3 separate regions of the Homo sapiens genome follow, and all the other regions are linked to region 2. Evidence: chromatin contacts called from ENCODE Hi-C or POLR2A ChIA-PET data. All regions are on one chromosome and are shown on one strand. Each heading gives the region's core, a stretch centred on a gene start or an enhancer-like site at or near the end of the contact. The rest is flanking DNA. Distances are from core to core; before and after follow the strand shown.

What was found. Hi-C counts contacts between places; a loop is a spot of excess contacts on that map. ChIA-PET counts read pairs that join two places held with the same protein, here RNA polymerase II (POLR2A). Pooled maps may share reads with other maps.
Region 1: a map of GM12878 shows a loop between it and region 2 (2.2-fold over the local background). The contact joins the enhancer-like site here to the promoter of TPRG1L in region 2. A Hi-C loop is called at or near these places in 29 of 168 maps with a recorded cell type or tissue (B cell, CD4-positive, alpha-beta T cell, CD4-positive, alpha-beta memory T cell and 22 more), 35 of 37 single-sample maps with no recorded cell type and 27 of 50 pooled maps. POLR2A ChIA-PET finds 5 or more read pairs at or near these places in 1 of 52 experiments (CD4-positive, alpha-beta memory T cell).
Region 3: a map of mammary epithelial cell shows a loop between it and region 2 (2.4-fold over the local background). The contact joins the promoter of TP73-AS2 here to the promoter of TPRG1L in region 2. A Hi-C loop is called at or near these places in 25 of 168 maps with a recorded cell type or tissue (B cell, CD4-positive, alpha-beta T cell, CD4-positive, alpha-beta memory T cell and 19 more), 34 of 37 single-sample maps with no recorded cell type and 28 of 50 pooled maps. POLR2A ChIA-PET finds 5 or more read pairs at or near these places in 4 of 52 experiments (A549, CD4-positive, alpha-beta memory T cell, MCF 10A and 1 more).

The regions. Positions count from the first base shown.
Region 1 is chr1:3,734,980-3,739,638 of GRCh38, reverse strand. TP73 (tumor protein p73) reads right to left here. Exons shown (of 14, transcript NM_005427.4): 14 at 3,438-4,659. It also overlaps the pseudogene GFOD3P. Among named protein-coding and RNA genes, the nearest start is that of CCDC27, 15 kb to the left of the region's middle. Within about 2 kb of position 3,223, at least 2 of the 41 ENCODE cell types and tissues checked have a DNase peak (open chromatin) inside an H3K27ac peak, as active enhancers do; they include heart left ventricle, where a contact is called at or near this core.
Region 2 is chr1:3,622,646-3,626,899 of GRCh38, reverse strand. It overlaps TPRG1L (tumor protein p63 regulated 1 like), which reads right to left and starts at 1,885. Exons shown (of 5, transcript NM_182752.4): 1 at 1,627-1,885; 2 at 1,385-1,476; 3 at 1,011-1,187. The coding sequence starts at 1,827. It also overlaps a transcript of MEGF6 not described here. RefSeq lists enhancers at 849-1,511, 2,492-2,611 and a silencer at 1,812-2,041.
Region 3 is chr1:3,711,744-3,716,095 of GRCh38, reverse strand. TP73-AS2 (TP73 antisense RNA 2) reads left to right here and starts at 1,798. Exons shown (of 2, transcript NR_185884.1): 1 at 1,798-1,909; 2 at 3,658-3,896. All of the region lies in intron 4 of TP73 (tumor protein p73), which reads right to left. RefSeq lists a silencer at 1,263-1,502.

The sequences.
Region 1 (4,659 bases), core at 1,974-4,473, 110 kb before region 2:
GCAGGTTAGATAGAGGTCATCAGCTGGGTTGACTATGTGGGTTAGATAGAGGTCGTCAGCCGGGTTGATTGTGTGGGTTAGACAGAGGTCATCAGCTGGGTTGATTCTGCGGGTTAGATAGAGGTCATCAGCTGGGTTGATTGTGTGGGTTAGATAGAGATCATCAGCTGGGTTGATTGTGTGGGTTAGATAGAGGTCATCAGCTGGGTTGATTGTGTGGGTTAGATAGAGGTCATCAGCTGGGTTGATTGTGTGGGTTAGATAGAGGTCATCAGCTGGGTTGATTGTGTGGGTTAGATAGAGGTCATCAGCTGGGTTGATTGTATGGGTTAGATAGAGGTCATCAGCTGGGTTGATTGTACGGGTTAGATAGAGGTCGTCAGCCGGGTTGATTCCGCAGGTTAGATAGAGGTCGTTAGCTGGGTGTGTGGGTCCCAAGGCGTGCTGCAGATGGAGAATCAGAATTCCTTGGGCATCACCGGGCGGGGCATGTCCCTGTCCCTTCGCTCCCAGACCCAGGCTAGCCGCTACCAGGACTCCTATCGAGAGCTCTTCAGACACTTTGTCAGAACCCTTAAAGGTGGGTGACGTTTTCAGGAGGAACCTGGGATGTCCTGATGCTCAATGGGTAGATGCCTTCCAGGCTGCAGTCAGTGCAGATGATATGCCAATTTCAGGTGGAAAATTGCATTCCAGATACCGGGTTCAGATTTGAAATTGTCCATCTCAGTGATCATTTACGTTGCGTGTACTTGAGGGAGATTCTGAGAGATGCTCCTTTGGGGTTCTGTGCGTGTACCATGTTGCCTGACACGTCCTGAGAAATCTTCTTAAACTCTGAGTTTATAAAATAACTACTTCTGAACTCCTGAGATCTAGTGGATACCATGTATCCTGGAAGATAGGACACTTTCTACCCTCTGTCAGTCCTGGGGGTGACTGGGAACCAGAGAGGTTGAGCAGAATTCCTGGACCTGGGTGGGGCTTGTCCAAGAGGGGCAGGTGGGCCTCTCTAGGATCAGTGTCCCACCCAGAGGCCAGTGGCCCCTTCACATGCCCCAACAAGAGGAAGACTGTCTGGCTCCGCAGTGTTGGGTTTTGTCCTGAATCTGTGCAAATGTGCAGGGAAATAACCTCCTGAAATCACCAAAGAGCAGTTCCTCAGGGCCTTCCGGGTGACCGTGGCCGTGGAGCAGTCGTGGTGAAACCGGTCAGCTGTGGACCTGCCCTGCGAATCGGCAGAGGCCTCCGTGGTGAAGACAGAAGCTCCGTGAACCAACTCGAGGCTGGAGCCAAGATCCTGCCTGATATCCAGTTGCCTGTTTCACTTGTTACTGTTACTGGGAGAGGGAGACAAAACCTCATGGCAATCTTGTCCTCACTGGAGACTCAGAAGGGGAAGCATTGGGAAACCATGTATGTTTCATTTCTGGTTTAACCAGGCTTTTCAGGATGGGACTTCAGACCAAGGACACAAGTTGGGCTTGCTTAGGTGTTTTGTGTTGTGCGCAGGCCTCAGAGATGCTCTTCCGGTCAGAGTTCCCTTGGCAGGGCCTTGGAGGCCTCTGGTTGGCTCTCTCAGGAAGAGGGCAGGTCAGGGATTGGGCGGTGTAAATTGACTCAGAAACCTGCGGTTTCAGCTTTTCTGTGGCAAACAGGGCCGAGGGCTGGTGAAGCTGTTAAGGCTAAATGTCGCATGCATGAGGCGGGCTGCAGGCCTCCTTAGGCCTTTTTTGGGGTAATTACACCAGTATTTAAAAACATTTTTTTTTGTTTGTTTTGAGATGGAGTCTTGCCCTGTCACCCAGGCTGGAGTGCAATGGTGCGATCTCGGCTCACTGCAACCTCCGTCTCCCAGGTTCAAGCGATTCTTCTGCCTCAGCCTTCTGAGTAGCTGGGATTACACGCGTGTGCCACCACGCTCGGCTAATTTTTGTATTTTTAGTAGAGATGGGATTTCACCATGTTGGCCAGGCTGGTCTCGAACTACTGACCTCGTGATCCACCTGCCATGGCCTCCCAAAGTGCTGGGATTACAGGCGTGAGCCACCATGCTCGGCCTAAAAAACAATTTTCTTGAAGAATCCGATTTTGTGCATAGTAATGACACAGCACCATTCCTGAGAAATAGGAAATATATGTGTGTGGTATGAAAAGCCCATATTCTGTTCTTGTCACCTGAATCTAGGCTTCCTCTTTGGATGTGAACGCGGGAATGAACAGTGGCTGTTTTCCACCCAAAGGGGCGTGGAGACCTTTTGGAAACGGGCTTTCTCCTTTCCATTTTGCAGCCGGGGGCGGGTGGAAACCTTCCTTCGAAGGGTAGTGCCTTGGGGAGCAGCAGACCTGCTCTGAGTCCAGCTTAGCTTTCCAAAATTCTGTGTGGAACTTACTGGAGATGTTTTTATATATTTGAAAATAATGGCCTGTATTTCTCACGCTATACTTAAAAAAAATAACTAACCTTTTAAACAAAGATATTCAAACTCACCCTTGTGCTGAAAGCACTCACATTTCTGTGTTCATTCCTGAAAGGGCGTTTTAGAGTCCCCGTTTCTACGTTCTATGTGGCACCCTCTTGCCGAGGGAACATCCAGAATCCCTCCACTTCCTGTCTAGTTTGAGGCCTCAACACCTTCATGATCCAGAGTCCTGCGGCTATGAGGGGGTGGGCCCACCACCGCCCAGCCCTCCTTGGTGGACGTGGGGACAGGTAGGAGCCTAGGGAAAGGGGTGGGCGGGCTCTGGTGTGACGGCGTGAGCGCTAGCCAGGAAGATGGGGCCAGGGCTTGGCATGGCACCTCACCTGTGGGGGAACTCGGCGGAGCTTCCTGGCGGCATCTCCCCCTCTTGCCTTGGTCCTTTCTATCTTTGTTTTAGGCCAATTTCTAAAAAGACTGAGGCCTCCTTCAAGGTTGAACAGATTTCTAGAGCCTTGTTTTTGCTGTGACAAGTCCCTAGTCCCTGTTCACAACTCTGAAACCAAGAAACCTGAGAACCAAGAGAACTGAAATGAAGCCCGTTGGTCTCAGCCTGGCTTGAGCCAACATGAGGCTCTCTGCTGCCTTTTGTTTTCTTAGGTTTTGCTGAGAAACGGGAGTGCGTTCTGTGTCGGTGTTTGTGACGCCCTGAGACCCTGCTTGGCCTAGCTAAAGTCCAGAAGGCCTGGGCCCCACAGGGCTTGGATGAGGGCTCATGGGCCTGTACTTCAGGAGGCCTGAGAGGCCCGGTCAGTCCCATGAGGCTACTCGGCTTGGCCCGCAGGTCCTCCGAGGCACAGGGCAGAGGGACACCCCAGGGACCCATCAGACTCACGACACAGAGAAACTCAAGTGGGGTGCCAGGGCCGGCCACAGAGGCCACGGGCTTCCTGCCTGTGAGGAGCCGCCCTGTTTGTCTGAGCCCTTTGGAGATTTAGGTTGAGTCATGAGAACCGGTCATTGGAACATACACTTTATTATGTTACAAAAACAAAAATCCCCACTGAAACACAGCTAAAAAAATAACACATTTTCCCAAGATTACATTACCAAAAACAGTTGTTATGTCATTGGAGGGCGTCCATTAATACTGCTCGGAGAAGCACGATCTTACACGAAAAACACGGATGGGATTTCGTTTTCACCTTAAAGCATTAAAGTGCTTTAACTGGTAACAGAGGAGTGGATGTTTGTGCGTTGGAGACACTGACTGTTCTGAGTGACAAGTGGCTCTGTGCCAGGATACTGCGGGTCGGGCTCCTGGGTACAGCAAGGGCTTCCCAGCAGCCCAGGCCTGGTGGGAACGCTGGGGGAATGGGGGAGAGTCGCTGTTTCTGACCAGAGCGACTTGGACAGATGTGAGCTGACCTGCCTGGCGAGCTCCTTCTGCCTTGCCTCTCTGAGCAGACTCAGGACCACTGCCTGTCCCCCTTGGCCCCAGGAGTGCCAGCAGCCTCCCTCCAACCCCTGCACTGCTGGGAAAACCATCCGCCTTCAAGATTTATTTGTTGATTTGTTTAGTTTTATAAAAACATATCACTTAAAGGATTCTTGTTCCTGGGAATTTGCATTTTCTCCTGACCACGGCGAAGTCTCAACTCTGTCTACTTTCACAGCTGCTTCTCCAGTGCAAGGAGGCTGCATGGGCTCCCTAGACAGGTGCAGCTGGGGCCATCTGGCTGCTCCGTGTTCTGGCCGGCTTCCTTGGACATCTGGCTGGGGTTCCAGTGACAGCTGCCCCTGGGCCTCTCCCAGCCCCCCCAGCCCCCCCAGCCCTTCCCAGGAGCACACTACAGGGGCTCTTGGGACAGCCTCACTGGACTCAGGGTGGACAGGTAACGTACCTAAGAAACAAATCAACAAGCCCTCTGGAACTGAAGCACATCTGCGCTGGGCTGAGGAACCCCGGGTGTCAGGATGGGCCCCCGCGGCTCCTGAAGTGGAACATGGGGGAAGAGTGGGGGCTTCAGGAGGTGGCCTCGGGTAGCAGGTGCCCAGCCCCCAAGAGATGGGTGTGGTGCCTGGGGCATGGGTCTTAGCCTTTCTGGTCTCAGCTTCCTCATCTACAAAATGGCAATAAGATGGAGAGCTGAGGTGACATGCAGCTGGGGTGGCTGCGCCACCCTGGGAAAGCCCCGAGTCTGCTGCTGCTGCCGCTACTGACTGATGCCCTGGGCGT
Region 2 (4,254 bases), core at 636-3,135:
AAATTAATAAACAGGAATACTGGCTGGGCACGGTGGCTGACATCTATAATCCCAGCGCTTTGGGAGGCCAAAATGGGCGGATCTCTTGAGCCCAGGAGTTTGAGAACAGCCTGGGCAACCTAGCAAAACCCCATCTCTACAAAAAATACAAAAATTAGCTGGGTGTGGTGGCGGGCACCTGTAGTCCTAGCTACTTGGGAGGCTGAGGTGAGAGGATCACTTAAGCCTAGGAGGTGGAGGATGCAGTGAACCAAGACTGCACCACTGGTGCCTGGGTGACAGAGTGGGACTCCGTCTCAAAAAAAAAAAAAAAAGGGAATAATTATAGATAGGCTAGCCAAATGAGTGAAAAGGAAGTGTAATCTTCCTTTTCCTTATGTCATATTAAATGTTTTAACCAAAAGGTAAAATTTTTATTTTAGCTTCCTGAATCCCCCATCCAAATCTCTCCATCAAAAACCCAAGTTCTACAGCTTAACTGACTGTAGTAATGTTTAGGTTCCTCACGTCAGAAAATTATCCTACAGCAAAAAGATCAACTCCTGAAAGCTGGTCATTAAATATTTCCAAATTTGTCTTTTAGTGGTATCTATAAATTACAACGGGACCCTCCATTTCTCTTTAAAAAATTAGCCAGAGCAAGACTTGATGTGTCATATGCAATCTGTCCCTGGCTGGAGAAAAATGCAGAGTTTGGACTTTTCCTGAAGAACATCCAAGTTCCTTTTTAACACGCTGGGCTCTACTTCAATGCATCCTGAACTCATGTAAGTCTTTTTACTACCAGCCTAATAGCTGCCTTCTGTGCCAGAATTCCTTTTAATGCACTCAATTGCCCAGAAGTCGCTTCTTTTTAAGGAACTTCCCATTGATATTTGGAGCTGGAGCCTTTGTGCTTATAATTAATGACAGAGAAGACACACCGCTTGGGGGGCTGATTTAAAAGGGCTGAATTGTAAGGTCCACTCTGGTGCTTAGGTCCAGTGATACTGGACTCTGAACAGGCTTACTTGTTGAGCGATTTAGGGGGAAACTGGAATTCTCCGTAGGAAATGGTGTCTACTGCGTTGAGCGCTATCCGCACCACCTGCTGGCACTGGAGACTGATGAAGTCGTATTTACAGATAAGCAGGGACTGCTCCGTGACCAGCACCAGCCGCTCCTTCTCATTGTTCCAGTGATCCACCCTGTAGGCAGAGGAGGGGCCTCAGTCCACACTGGACGCGGCTGTCTCGACTTAGCCAAGGCCAGCCCGCCTGGAAGGGCAGCAGGGGCGGCACGGGGCGCCTGAGCGTGGCACGAGCACCCCGGGAAGTCCTCGCAAGGTGCTGCGCGGCGGCTCGGGGCGAGTCCCCCCACCAAGGAGAGCGCAGCCCCGGCTTACTCGGTAAGCAGCCACACTCCCTGGATCTCGCCGTCCTCCACGGGCCGCACCACCACGCGGATCTCCTCCACTGCCTGCTCGATGCTGCCGGGCTGGGCGGGTTGCGGGGTGGGGGACGGGGGCAAAGATCACAGGTCACAGCTCGCTCCCTGCGGGACCGCCCGGCGCCCGCCTCCGACCCCACCCGCCCCCATCCCGCCCCGCGCCCTCGGCCCCCGCCCCGGCCCTGGCCCCTGCCTCACCCGGAACACGAAGTACTCCTTGACGCGGGCGCGGCGCGTGGGGTCGTGGATGCTGAGAGGCCAGAGTGTCTGGCGCAGCGGCGTCCCCGCCCCCGGCCGCCCCCCGCCCGGGCCGCCGCCTGCCCCCACCTCCTCGCCGGCCGCCAGCACCGCCGTGGGGCTCGTACCGGCCGAGTCCACCGAGTCCCGCAGTTGCAGCATTGCCGCACCCCTTACCGACCCCGACCCTGACGCCGACGCGACCGCCGTCGCCGCAGCCACCGCCACCACCCGGCCGCGCCCCCGGCCCCGCCCCGCGGACCGCCGCGATTGGCTCCGCCTTGCCGGCCCCGCCTCTGGCTCCGCCCCTTCCCGCGTCCGCCGACCCTCGGGATTGGCTCTCCTCCTGCCGTTTTCCGCGATTGGCTCTGCCCCGCCGCCGTTCACAATCGCTCCCGCCCCTCGCCGGGCCGGAAGCGACCGTCACGCGCAGGCTCACTTCCTGTTTACACAACGAGAAGGGGCGGGGCCGAAGCCGGTTGCCAGGGTGTCGCGGAGCGGCTGGGAAGGAGGGGCTGGGAATCTTGGAGCCCCTTGGCCCGCGGGGAAAGCGGGTGACCCGCCCTGCAAGTGGGATGCCCCCTTCGGCCTTCTGGAGCGCAGGTGGGGGCGCGCGCCCATCGGGGGCTCGCACTGCACGGAGGGTCGCGGTGCCGGGGAGCTGAGGTTGGAGGATGCAGGGCGGCGGCCCTGGTGCACCGTGGGGGAGTTCGCACGCCGGGCAGCGATCTTCTGCCGGGACCTGGCGTTCTTCACACACGGCTTATTCGTGACGGATCCACAGAGCAATGCACTCTGAAGCCGGAGGGTAGAAAGTGCTGGAATGCGCGCCCGGGCCCAGGCTGTCGCGAGCCTTCAGCAAGCCAGTGCACACAGAGAGGGCTGCCCAGAGATCCCGGTCAGCGCTCGCAGTTCGAGGTGGAACATGTGTGTGCCCTGCGCTAGCCCCAGCTCCCGGAGGTGCCCCCAGCGCGTGTGGAGGGGGGCGGTGAACGGACCCGCAATCTGGTGGAGGCTGCGGGAAGGAGGCGCAGAGTCCAGGGGTCAGGGTTACCTTCGGGCAGGAGGACAGATCCCTCTGCTCGGAGGTGAGGAAGACACACGAGGCGAGGTGCACACAGGCGAGGAGAGTGAGATGGGGGGAGAATGAGGAGTTCAGGATACATCTGTTTACTTCAGTCAGGGAGTGGGGATGGAGCGGAGTATTTGTAAAGATGGACGGTTTAGAATCGCCGGGATGAGAACCGGGCAGGGAGCTGATCAGGGAAGGGCATGGGGATCTCTGAGCAGCTGGGAGACCCCAGGGAAGTTTGCAGTGGCGCCTCCCACGCGGCAGCTGGGGGAGTGGAAGAAACCAATGCTGGCTGGTCTAGATGGAGGAGTTTGCTGGGTAGCGGTGGTCAAAGACCAGAGAGAAAAGGGAGGCCAAAATCCTAGAGGGAGTGTTGCCCAAGAATGGTGGAGTGCAGGGATTCTGCCCCACTTGCCAGCAGACAGGCCAGGCTGCCAAAGTTGCATGGGCGCTGGCAGAAAGACCCAATACCCCTGGAGTCAGAGAGGAAAGACTACAACAGGAAACGGGCGACGCTGGTGTGCCCAGACGCATGTTGCACCACAGCGGGTGCACTACAAAACAGGACCCTGGATCCTGTGGACCAATGTGGTCTTTGTCCCACAGGGAGGCTGTCTCCCCGGCAAGGGTGCCCACTGCAAGCACAGGCGTGAGAAATGGCCCAGAAAAGAGTGGTCAGGGCAATGTGTTCTTGGCACGCCCAGCAAGACCTGCCAGAGGGACCTACAGACGAGTGTCTCCCAGCTATCTTACCAGCGGGGACCTTGAGGTCCAAGTATCCAGTCCGGTTAGAAATGGCCGCGGATCCAACAGGTGCTGGTGAGTGGGAGAATACCCCTGAGGGAGGAAGAACAGAGGCCGGGAGGGAGCTGAGTGGATGTAGATGAGAAATACCTGGACAGCTGCAAGCTGTAGTCAGTGATGGGCAACTGGAACCAGAGATTCCAGAGAGAGGGAGGGAGAAAGAGGGAGGAGAAGGGAGAATGAGAAAGAGAGGGAGAGAGAATGGGGGGGAGAAAGAGGGAGAATGGGGGAGAGAGGTAGGAGCAAGTTCTGGACCACGCCAAGGATGGAGCTGTGGTCCTGGAACCAGATGTCCAGGGAATGGGATGAAGTGACACTGGCTGGGGCCGAGGCTGCAGACTGCTGGTGGGAGCTGGCAGGACAATGAGGATTCTGAACCAGGTGCCTGAGCCTTCTGTGGATATGGGGAGTGACTTGGATGTCTATAAATTCCAGAAATGATAGGAGGGATAGATGATGGAGGGACTGTATTTTAGACAATAAACAAATTTCACTCAGTATGGATGAGTTTCCTGGGGCTTCTGTCACAATGCATCACAAACTGGTTTTAAAAACAACAACTGTTTTAAAAACAACAGAAACGTGTTTCCTCATAGCCCTGGAGGCCAGAAGTGCAAAATCAAGGAGTGTGCAGGGCCATGCTCCCTCTGCAGCCCTGAGGGTTGACGCATGTCTTGCTCTGCCAGGCCTGCTTGGTGTCCTGGGCTTGCTCA
Region 3 (4,352 bases), core at 549-3,048, 89 kb before region 2:
GCAGGCCAGGGGCAAGTGGGAACCCTGAGGAGCTGGGCAGTCTGCCCCACCACGACCTTGAGCCATGTCCTAAACAGGTGAGCAGGAGCCACACGGGGGACTCTCAACGGCCTGGAAGCGCGGCTCCCTGGGAGACACTGAGTGCACCCAGACCACAGGAGCTGGAGCCTGCTCGATCCTCGTCCCATGCACGGCTGCCTCTAGGGATCTCCATCCTGGGCTATGATCGGGGTAGGGGAGGGAAGCAGGTATGTGCTGAGCCCAGGATAGACTTGGTGGCTTTGTCTCCAGTGCATAGTGAAGGCCCAGGGGTCCAGTAGGAGACGAGGGCCACAGGCAGAGGAGATAAGAGGGGCCTAGTGTTGGGGGAGGCTGCGAGGCAGCGTTTGCCCAAGGTGTCTGCCTCTGTTGGTGTGGAGACCTGGGGAGACAGTGAGTGCTGTCCACCTGCCAGGGAATGGGGCACCTGGGTCCACCCTCATGGCCACATCCACTGCCCACTGGTGCCTGCCCTGCGCGGGGCCCTCACCTGACCTTGGCCCTGGGAGGTCAGGCACTGTCACTCCGTTTAGTGACCCAAACCTGCCTGCTAAGCTGGGGTGGACCAGCACCCAGACCATAGCTGTCTGACCCCCAAGCTCCATCTCCCAGCCCTTTGTCACTGCTGGGCTTGACTTGGGTCCTGGGGCCTGGGGTCGGGGTCTAGGCAGAGACCCGCCTTAAGCACCCCTGGGTTCCAGGAAGACGGCACTGCAGAGGCGTCACCCCTGGGTTCCAGGAAGACTGGGCACTGCAGAGGCGTCACCCCGGGTTCCAGAAAGACGGTACTACAGAGGTGTCAGGTGGGACATGGGCTTCTTACCCCGTGGCTGGACTTAAGCCCCTTAGGGGTAAGGGGAACAACAGCCAGGGGCCTCACCTGCCCTGGTCCTGCTGGGGATGGGTCTCCATGGACAATAGAGACTGAGACTCACACAGACTGCCTTGTGTCTGGCTGGGATTGGGTGGCCCAGCCTGGACAGCTCCAGCCTCCACTTTGCTGCCGAGATGCTGTGTGAGGAGCTCAGGGCCCAGTCCCCACCCGGTCGCCGCTGTCCTGATTCACTGAGACCGCGTGCGGGTGCCCTGTGGCTGCTACTATCACTGTCACTCTGCCCAAGCCCGGGAAGGAATGAGCTGCCCAGGCAGGGCGAGGAACTCCATCTGCTCTTATTCCAGGACCCAGGTACCCCATCTGGGGCCTTGGGGACAGAGGGGGTGGCAGGGCAGTGCCCTGGGTCCGCAGAGACAAAAGCTGGGGCTTGCAGAGGGCCCCGGAATGCCCACCAGCAGCTGCCCCTCCGCTCTGAAGACACAGAGTGTTCAAAGCACCACACTCAGCCTCTGCCCTGGGCCGGGACCAAGCGCAGGGTCCTCTGCCCGCAACTTGCTTTTTGACAGCGCCAGCTGGAGGGCCCGTTGCCAGTAGCCTGGCCTCTCCTCCGGCCTCTGGCAAGGACCTAGCTAGCGGGACTGTGGGCCAGGCCCTGGAGCTGTCCCACGAGGGGCCCAGCAGGCTGGCAACAGGCCTGCTCTGCTCACTGCAGAGAGGGCCCCTTAACTCCTGGGGAGGAAGCCCCCACCATCCTTGCCCCCACCATCCTCACCCCCACCCTGACTGGTGGCTTTGAGGAGAAGCCAGGATTAACCCAGCCTTTTGAGGCCCGGCTTTGTCAGCTGTGGGGATTGGAAGGGTGCCCCAGGGTCAGTGGGTGCCCTCTGCTCACAGGACAGTCCCGGAGTCTCTGGCCACAGCTTCCTGGGACAGCCTTGGGGGCTGGAATTGGCAGCAGCTGGAGGTGGCCGGAGACAGCGGAGGGAGGGGAGTAAGCTGTGGACATGGTGGGGTGGTCCCTCTTCAGCTTTTAAGGTAATAGTTGGCTAGAATCTAGGTTTTTGCTAAACTTTGTAAATCTTCATTGAAATGCCTGGGGGAAGGAGAATTTTGGCCTCCGAATCTCTGACCCCTGCAGAGAGTGGTGTCTCCCCAACGCCAGGTGCAAGGAGCTGGGTGCCTCGCTCCAGTGGCATGGCTGGGGGAGGGGTGGGTTTGCAACCCTTGGGGTGGCTCTGGGCTTTAGGTAATCCCCCTGTGCGGTTTCCCCATGGGCTCTGACTTCTGCCTCACTGAAGCCTGGAGTGCTGTTACCTTCTCCAAAAGGGTCTTTCTGCCCTAAAATGCCCTGTTCCGCTCACGGCCTCTGCAGCCCCATCGTAACCCCTGGCTGTGGACACCAGCCTCGGCCGCCACGTAATCTCTGAGCCTCACGCTGTCCGCCTGGAGTGCAGAGAAGATGCTTTTCTTTCCAGCCGGGACACCCTGGAATTGTCTGTCCCCCTCTTCCTGAGGCTCCTCGGAAAAGGGACAGAAGGTCTGGAGGTCGCTCAGGGCCTTCTCTACCCAGAGGCAGGGGCTGGGCCTCCAGGGTCCGGGTCTCCAGGGTCCGTGGCTTCAACTTTTGGAATCTCAGAAAATCCCAGAAGTGACCACTGGCCTGGGGTGGCAGAAACCCACCAGACCGGGAAGCAAAACTAACTCACTGCCCAGCTGAGCCCCCCACCTTGCCCCGAGTCCCACACGGCCCAAGGTCCAGGTCACCTACGACCGCATCTTGGCGTCAGCACTGGGTCCAGGAGAAGCCTGGGACGGCCCTCCCCTGTGGGCCTCTCTTTCCCCCTGTCAACGGGAGTTAGTGGCAGTGAGGCCAGGCCTGGGAGGGGTGAAGGCAGAGGGGGCAGGGAGGCACCAGGAGAGGCCGGTCCCCAAGCCCAGCTGCCTGGCTTCTCGCCCATGAGGCTCGCCAGCCTCGGAGCACTCCAGTGATAAAGCGTTCTTGAGGGATTTTCCTTTGTCAACAAAACCAAGCAGTGAAAGCAGACAGGGACAGCTCTCCACCCCCAGTCCCAGTTTGATTCACTGGCAGACAGCAGTGGAAGGCTCATGGGGGCCAAGGTACAGCCTGGGCTCCCCCCACACCCCATTCGGTCCAAGGCTTTCTCCCCTAGGGACAGGCAGGTCCCTCTGAGGTGTCAGCACCTCCTTATCACTGGTTCCCCTGGGGGCCCTGAGGGTCACAGGGACCTGCCCCACAGAGCTGGGAGCAGAGGGTGGGGCAGGGGGCAGGGGCTGCTCGTGGGGACCTGTCCAGGGACCTGTAGGGGCCGGGGTGGGGCACCACACGGGCTGCAAGGGCAAGGTTAGGGGTCTGGCTGCTGGGGCCAGGTCCGGCTCTGCCCTCTGCTGACAGGTGACCCTGGTGTGCCCTCTGGGAGCCTCAGTTTCCTCATCTGTAAAATGGGGAGTGTGGGAGGCCCTGCACATAGGGGCAATGCTGCTGCCAACGCTACTAATCAGACATGCTGGGTCCACAGGGCTGTCCCCAAACTGGAAAGAAGTCCTAGAAAATAGATGATTCTTCCTAAAACGTAAATTGGATCATGCCTCTCCCCCAACAGTCTCATGCCTATGGAAGGGAATCCTGTCCCCCAAGGGGTTCTCCCTCCTGTCTCCTCCAAGAACCAGGCAGTGTGGGGTGGGGCAGCAGGACCCAGGGTCTCAGAGCTGGGGCCTCCCCAGCCTCACTTGGGGCCTCCAAGGCTAAGTTCTGTGACCTCCAGGGCCCAAGAGTGAGTTCCTCTGGCTGCTCCAGAAAGTGAAGAGAGAAGAGCCAACCCCGGCTCGGGCCACGAGCCCCGAGGCGCTGACCACAGCCAGAGCAGGCCTGCTGGAAGCTCCGTCCCTGCTGCAGATCCCTGCGCCACATGATATCAGCAATTGCTGCAATTTCGCCCTAAGTACTCTTGTTTCCCCTAATAATCCACGTTTCATCTCCACAATAAACATTGTTAGAACTCTTCCCTCAGCTTTACGCACATATAATTGCTTCTGGTGCCAGTAAAAGGTATTAATTCCACTCATGCATTCCATAAACTTTTAGGATAATGCAATTGATACCATGATCGTGTTGGGACACCTCCGCTATTATTCTCCTGCTTGCAAGCCTCCGAGGCGCTGGGAAGGTTGCTCCAGACCCATTAGTGTTGACTCAGCCTCATTCTCCCCAGGAATCCCGTGCAGAGCCTTTGTGCTTCCCTGGCCGTCCTTCCATATGTCCCTCCTGGACGGGGGGCTTTCCTACCCGTGGAGCCAGCTCTCCCCTAAGACAAACATGTGTGCACATGCTCGCGCACACACACACACACACACACATACACACGCTCGCGCACACACACACGCTGAGTCTGAGAGCAGCTGGAGGGCACTCAGGGGGCTGTGTCCGGGCCATCTTTCTGTCTGGAGGAATGCTGGGGCA